Regions from separate parts of the Homo sapiens genome. Here region 1 is linked to region 2. Evidence: read pairs that join two places in POLR2A ChIA-PET (ENCODE). Cell type or tissue: OCI-LY7. All regions are shown on one strand. Links, peaks and the distances in the headings refer to the core of each region. The heading gives the core; the rest is flanking DNA. Region 1 overlaps PDS5A (PDS5 cohesin associated factor A). Region 2 overlaps N4BP2 (NEDD4 binding protein 2).

Region 1 (2,924 bases), core at 209-2,708, 200 kb after region 2:
CACTGTGTGCAGCTAATTTTTTTTTTTGAGATGGAGTCTGGCTATTTTTGCCCAGGCTGAAGTGCAGTGGTGCAATCTCGGCTTACTGCAACCTCCGCCTTCTAGGTTCAGGCGATTCTCCTGCCTCAGCCCCCTGAGTAGCTGGTATTATAGGTGCCTGCCACCATGCCCGGCTAAATTTTTTTGTTATTTTAATACAGATGGAGTATCACCATGTTAGCCAGGCTAGTCTCGAACTCTTGACCTCAGGTGATCCAACTGCCTCGGCCTCCCAAAGTGCTGGGATTACAGCTGTGAGCCACTGTGCCTGGCCTAATTTTTGTATTTTTAAAAGAGACGGGGTTTCGCCATGTTGGTCCAGGCTGGTTTTGAACTCCTGACTTCCAGTGATCCACCTGCCTTGGTGTCCCAGAGTGCTGGAATTACAGGCGTGAGCCACCAGGTCGGCCTGATTTTTTTTTTTTTAATTGTGGTAAACATATAAAATTTACTCTCTTAACCATTTTTATTATTTTTTGTTTTTTTGAGGTGGAGTTTTGCTCTGTCGCCCAGGCTGTAGCACAGTGGTGCAGTCTTGGCTCACTGCAACCTCCACTTCCCAGGTTCAAGTGATTCTCCTGCCTCAGCCTCCAAAGTAGCTGGGACTACAGGCATGTGCCACGACCTCTGGTTAATTCCCCCTCTTCCTCGCCAGACGGAGTCTCGCTCTGTTGCCAGGCTGGAGTGCAGTGGTGTGTTCACTGCAACCTCCGCCTCCTGGGTTCAAGCGATTCTCGTGCCTCAGCCTCCCAACTAGATGGGATTACAGGCTTGTGTCACCACACCTGGCTAATTTTTGTATTTTTAGTAGAGACGGGGTTTCACCATGTTGGCCAGGATGGTCTCAACCTCCTGACCTTGTGATCTGCTCGCCTCGGCCTCCCAAAGTGCTAGGTTTACAGGCATGATCCACTGCGCCCAACCTGCCTACTTTTAATTTGCAGTCAAATAAGCTAATTAATGTTTTCCAATGAAGCCAACTTATTGCTTCCTGGCAACAAGAGTAGTTCTGTGTGAGAATAATTAAACATAAGTGTCATGTTGAGGTTCAGTGGGGTAAGAACTCTAGATTTCCTTAAAAACTCAGGAAGAGGCCGGGCGCGGTGGCTTACGCCTGTAATCCCAGCACTTTGGGAGGCCAAGGCGGGCGGATCACAAGGTCAGGAGATCAAGACCATCCTGGCTAACACAGTGAAACCCCGTCTCTACTAAAAATACAAAAATTAGTCGAGCGTGGCGGACTGTGTCTGTAGTCCCAGCTGCTGGGCAGGTGGAGGCAGGAGAATGCCGTGAACCCGGGAGGCGGAGCTTGCAGTGAGCTGAGATTGTGCCACTGCACTCCATCCTGGGCAACAGAGCGAGACTACGTCTCAAAAAAAAAAAACAAAAACTCAGAATTGAGTGATACCTTTTTAGTTTGGAGAAATGCGGGTAGGAAGGGATGGGGATAGAATTTTAATAACAGAAATAATGTTGAAAGCTTCAAGCCTCACTTAGGTCTTAATTGAAGATCTTGAATTAAATAGAAATTAGGTTAAGGCTTATTAAAAACCATATATGAAGTAAGTAACATTGACATGTATGAAGGCCAATACTATGATTTATATATCTTGTATCAGAAATCTATATAATGCTCACAGTAAGAGAACAGGTTTAAGGACATTAATGAATTTTATTTCTGTTGGCTTTTATTTTCACAGTTAATTGTTAAACAGTTTGGCTGAGGTTATTGGCACATTAAAATATTTCCACATGGCTGGGTGCGGTGCCACATGCCTGTAATCCCAGCACTTTGGAAGGCCAAGGCAAGAGGATCACTTGAGCTCTGTAGTTCCAGACCAGCTTGGGCAAAATAGTGAGACCCAGACTCTATTAAAAAGGAAAGATGGCCAGGCACGGTGGCTCATACTTGTAATCTCAGCATCTTGGGAGGCCGAGGTGGGCTGACCACCAGAGGTCAGGTGTTCGAGACCAGCCTGGCCAACATGGCGAAACCCCGTCTCTACCAAAAATACAAAAAAAATTAGCGGGCATGGTGGCGGGCGCCTCCCAGCTACTGAGGAGGCTGAGACAGTGAGCCGAGATGGCGCCACTACCCTTCAGCCTGGGCGACATAGCAAGACTCCATCTCAAAAAAAATAAATAAATAAAAAATAAAAGGAAAGAAAAGATTTCTTGAATTCCCTGGTGCAGAAAGATAAAATTAATGGAGTGAGTGGAGTTTTTACAATATATGAAATCCAAGATTATACTTTTCAGGGATCAATTCTACAGTTCGTTACAATATATGAAATCCTGATAGTTTTTATTTGCTGAAGACAACAGATCAAGAAAGTTCTAGCTAGTTGTGGTGGCTCATGCCTGTAATCACAGCACTTTGGGAGAGCGAGGTGGAGGATTGCTTGAGGCCAGGAGTTCAAGGCCGGTGAGACCCCCACCTCTACAAAAAATAAAAAATTAGGCTGGGTGTGGTGGCTCACGCCTGTACTGCCAGCACTTTGGGAGGCCGAGGCAAGTGGATCACGAAGTCAAGAGATCAAGACCATCCTGGCCATGATGGTGAAACCCTATCTCTACTAAAAATACAAAAATTAGCTGGACTTGGTGGCGTGTGCCTGTAGTCCCAGGTACTCAGAAGGCTGAGGCAGGAGAATAGCTTGAACCCGGGAGGTGGAGGTTGCAGTGAGCTGAGATCACACCACTGCACTCCAGCCTGGGCGACAGAGTGAGACTCCGTTAAAAAAAAAAAAAATTAGCTTTGTATGGTGGCAGGTGCCTGTAGTCCCAGCTACTTGGGAGGCTGAGGTGGGAGTATCACCTGAGCAGTGAGCTAGGATTGCACCATTGCACTCTAGCCTGTGTGACAGAGGAAGACCCTGTCTCTT
Region 2 (2,924 bases), core at 111-2,610:
AATTTTGATATCAGTTAAAAGATACAGGGTGTGAGGAGAGAAACCATAGCCAATCCATTTATCTGGTTCAAAAGTAGACTCTTATTTGCTACAGAAAACGTAAACCAGAAGAAAAGTTTTGGTACAGAAATAAAATTTTCATGACACTTTCCCCCTGAAATTACAAAGTTAGACATGAAAATATTTTAAAATATTTAACCCACTAACTCTAATACATCAAATGAAGGATTTCCTCACACTGGACTGTGGCTAAAGTATTTTATTAAATTAAGTATGTAATTTGCAAATGGCTTCATAAGAAAATTTAAAAGCAAATTTATAAAACATTTTCAATTTAAAAAGTACAGAGTTAACAGCAAAATTACATTTTCTATACAGTACAAATAAAAACATTTTTCTGATATACTGTCTGAAAATTTTATAATATATTCTCCAACTGATAGCTGCAATATTGTATTTTAATGAGAAGCCTCACAGTTAACTCAATCATTTATTAATAATAAGTTCATCATTGGACCATAAAAGTCAATTGCTCAACTTTAAGGAAAATAATGAACTTTGTCATCATATAATATGAAGTTATAAACGGCTCTTCAGGATGTAGATGTGTTCTAGCCTTGTTTCTCTATTAAATTCTGTAAAGAAGCATTAAGTAATACTGTAAACTTGAATTACATTTTAAAAATAAGCACCATGAACATACATTCTACATAAACTTATTTTACCTTTTAAATGACACCTTTTGGCCACATAAACATTTAAATCTGTTTTCTTTACATGTAAATAAAAATTGAGCAATATTTAACTACTACACCGAAAAATTACCAAACTTCACCTCATTGCACAATGGAAAAGCACTTAGAAAAAGCACTTGGAAAAAACAGCACACGTTATTTTTGTCTTTTTTATACATTTCGTCATTTTCTTAAATTGAGAGCAGTTAAAACATTGTCAGAGCAATTTCCTGAGTTTCCAAAGTTTCCAATTTCCAGCTCAGAAATAACCGATCTCAATATTATACATGTCTACTTTCTAAGCATACAAAACACTTGAATTCAAAAAGAAAAGACCTAAATAAAGGATGGAAACCATCCAGAAGAGCAGTATAGCTTTTCTTCTCAAAATATACTACTCAAGAGGATTTAAAGTCAAAATTTCTGCTATATAATATGTCCTATATTTAAAGGCCATAAAGTTGCAAATAGTATGGAAATACTAACCAATTGAAGAAACTGCACATTAAAAATAATGTAGAGAAATATGAAGAGCCAATAAACGTAAAAAAAAAAACACTTCCATTTCTCACATTGGAATAAAGAGATGGACAGACTGAAAATACTGTTAAGTGTCTAATATCTCCCTGGTCCAACTGGACACCCTCTGGGGTTTCCACATTAGTCCTCTTTTTCCATCTGGGAGATAATGGTAAGAGACTACTGAATGAATATAATTATTACTGAAACCTTCCATACTACAGAAGTGCTGTACTTTTAAAATATTAAGTTTACAAAGAATCATTCTAATGAGTCATGTATTAGCACAAATATACAGGTTGAGTGAGTATCCCCTACTCAAAATGCTTAGGACCAGAAGTGTTTTGGATTGCTGGGGTTTGGGGGGATATTTTAGAACATGTGCATTATATTTACTTGTTGAGTATCGCTAACCTACAAATGTAAAATGCTCTGTGAGTATTTCCTTTGAGCATCATGTCTGTGCTCGAAAAATTTCAGATTTTGAAGCATTTCAGATTTTGAATTTTCTCATTAGGGATACTCAACCTACACCAATACATGAAAATTTTTATAATCTCCAAACTATCTTTGACATACAGGATTTAGAAATGGGTAATAGAGAAAACTTTTAAAATCCCCAAACTATCTTTACTGCGGGCATACAGGATTTAGAAATGGGCAAAAAAAAGAAAGGAGGGATTACAAACTTTTCTTTCAAAATTATGTGTTGCTTAAACTATGCTAGATAGTGGGGTGGGAGGCAATTTGGAATTAAGCAGCTTCATAAAAATACATATGATGCTCAAACTTTGCCTGTATATTTATCAACAATGATTAAGATATACTATTTGATTTATCAAAATAAGGCATAATATTAACATTGATATAGTAAACAAGTAAACAATATAGCTTTTTTCATTTGACTTCTGCCCACGGAATACCACACCTCTACTTCTGACTGCTCCTTCATTAATCATAATTATAATATTGAAATAAGTCTAGCTGAAGTGCCGAAAAGTGATGATTTTTAAAACTAGGTAAGGAAATATAAAAACACAGAAAGTGAGTATGCAGCTGCACACATTCCAATTAACTCCACATTTTAGCACTGTTTTTCATACCCTTAAATCATACTAATGTATACATAGGAATATCTTATTTCATTAACAATTATAGTTTCATAGTAAGTTGTTTAAAGGAACTGCTTTATTTTTAATGTTTATTTTTAATGTATAGAACTGTTCTAGAGATTACAAAAGTGTGCTAAACTGTTGGCATTCTTTAAATAAATTATTACAAACATAAGTGTGAATAATACTTCAATACCAGTCACTAACCATTTCTAAATAATAAACATGTATTTTCATTTTTATGGAACTAAAATTCAATGATAAGCCTCCTTATTTTAAAAGCATGCAATCATGATATATAAAAAAAATGTTTTGGGGTTTTATTTTCATTGAAATGTCTGCTCTTTTGGAAAACCATTCTGTACTTTAGGATTCTTTTGGTACCAGCTCAATCCTATAATTTCTGATCCAAATTTTTTTTTAAGCTTAACAAAAAGCAACAAAACTATTTGTTAAAATTATGTATGTTGAAAATATTCTCCATCTCCAAAGGCAAATTTAAGCCATTGTCTCATATTGGAAAATTATACCTTACCACATTATAACCTCCTTTACACAG

The links. ChIA-PET counts read pairs that join two places held together with the same protein. Peaks named below come from ENCODE experiments on the same cell type or tissue, not always from the same donor. Only the 100,000 strongest peaks of a DNase experiment are listed, where the experiment ranks them.
Region 1: POLR2A ChIA-PET joins it to region 2 with 12 read pairs; 2 of 35 experiments call an interaction of 5 or more read pairs at or near these places.

The regions. Positions count from the first base shown.
Region 1 is chr4:39,960,563-39,963,486 of GRCh38, reverse strand. The region is part of intron 2 of PDS5A (PDS5 cohesin associated factor A); the gene reads left to right. Among named protein-coding and RNA genes, the nearest start is that of PDS5A, 16 kb to the left of the region's middle. RefSeq lists an enhancer at 1,444-1,503. In OCI-LY7, for the core only: CTCF peaks have their summits at 1,082 and 1,307; a DNase peak (open chromatin) is centred at 1,286; H3K4me3 peaks cover 1,285 bases; H3K27ac peaks cover 1,925 bases.
Region 2 is chr4:40,155,573-40,158,496 of GRCh38, reverse strand. N4BP2 (NEDD4 binding protein 2) reads right to left here. Exons shown (of 18, transcript NM_018177.6): 18 at 245-2,924. Among named protein-coding and RNA genes, the nearest start is that of RHOH, 40 kb to the left of the region's middle. In OCI-LY7, for the core only: no CTCF peak of the experiment used is centred there; no DNase peak of the experiment used is centred there.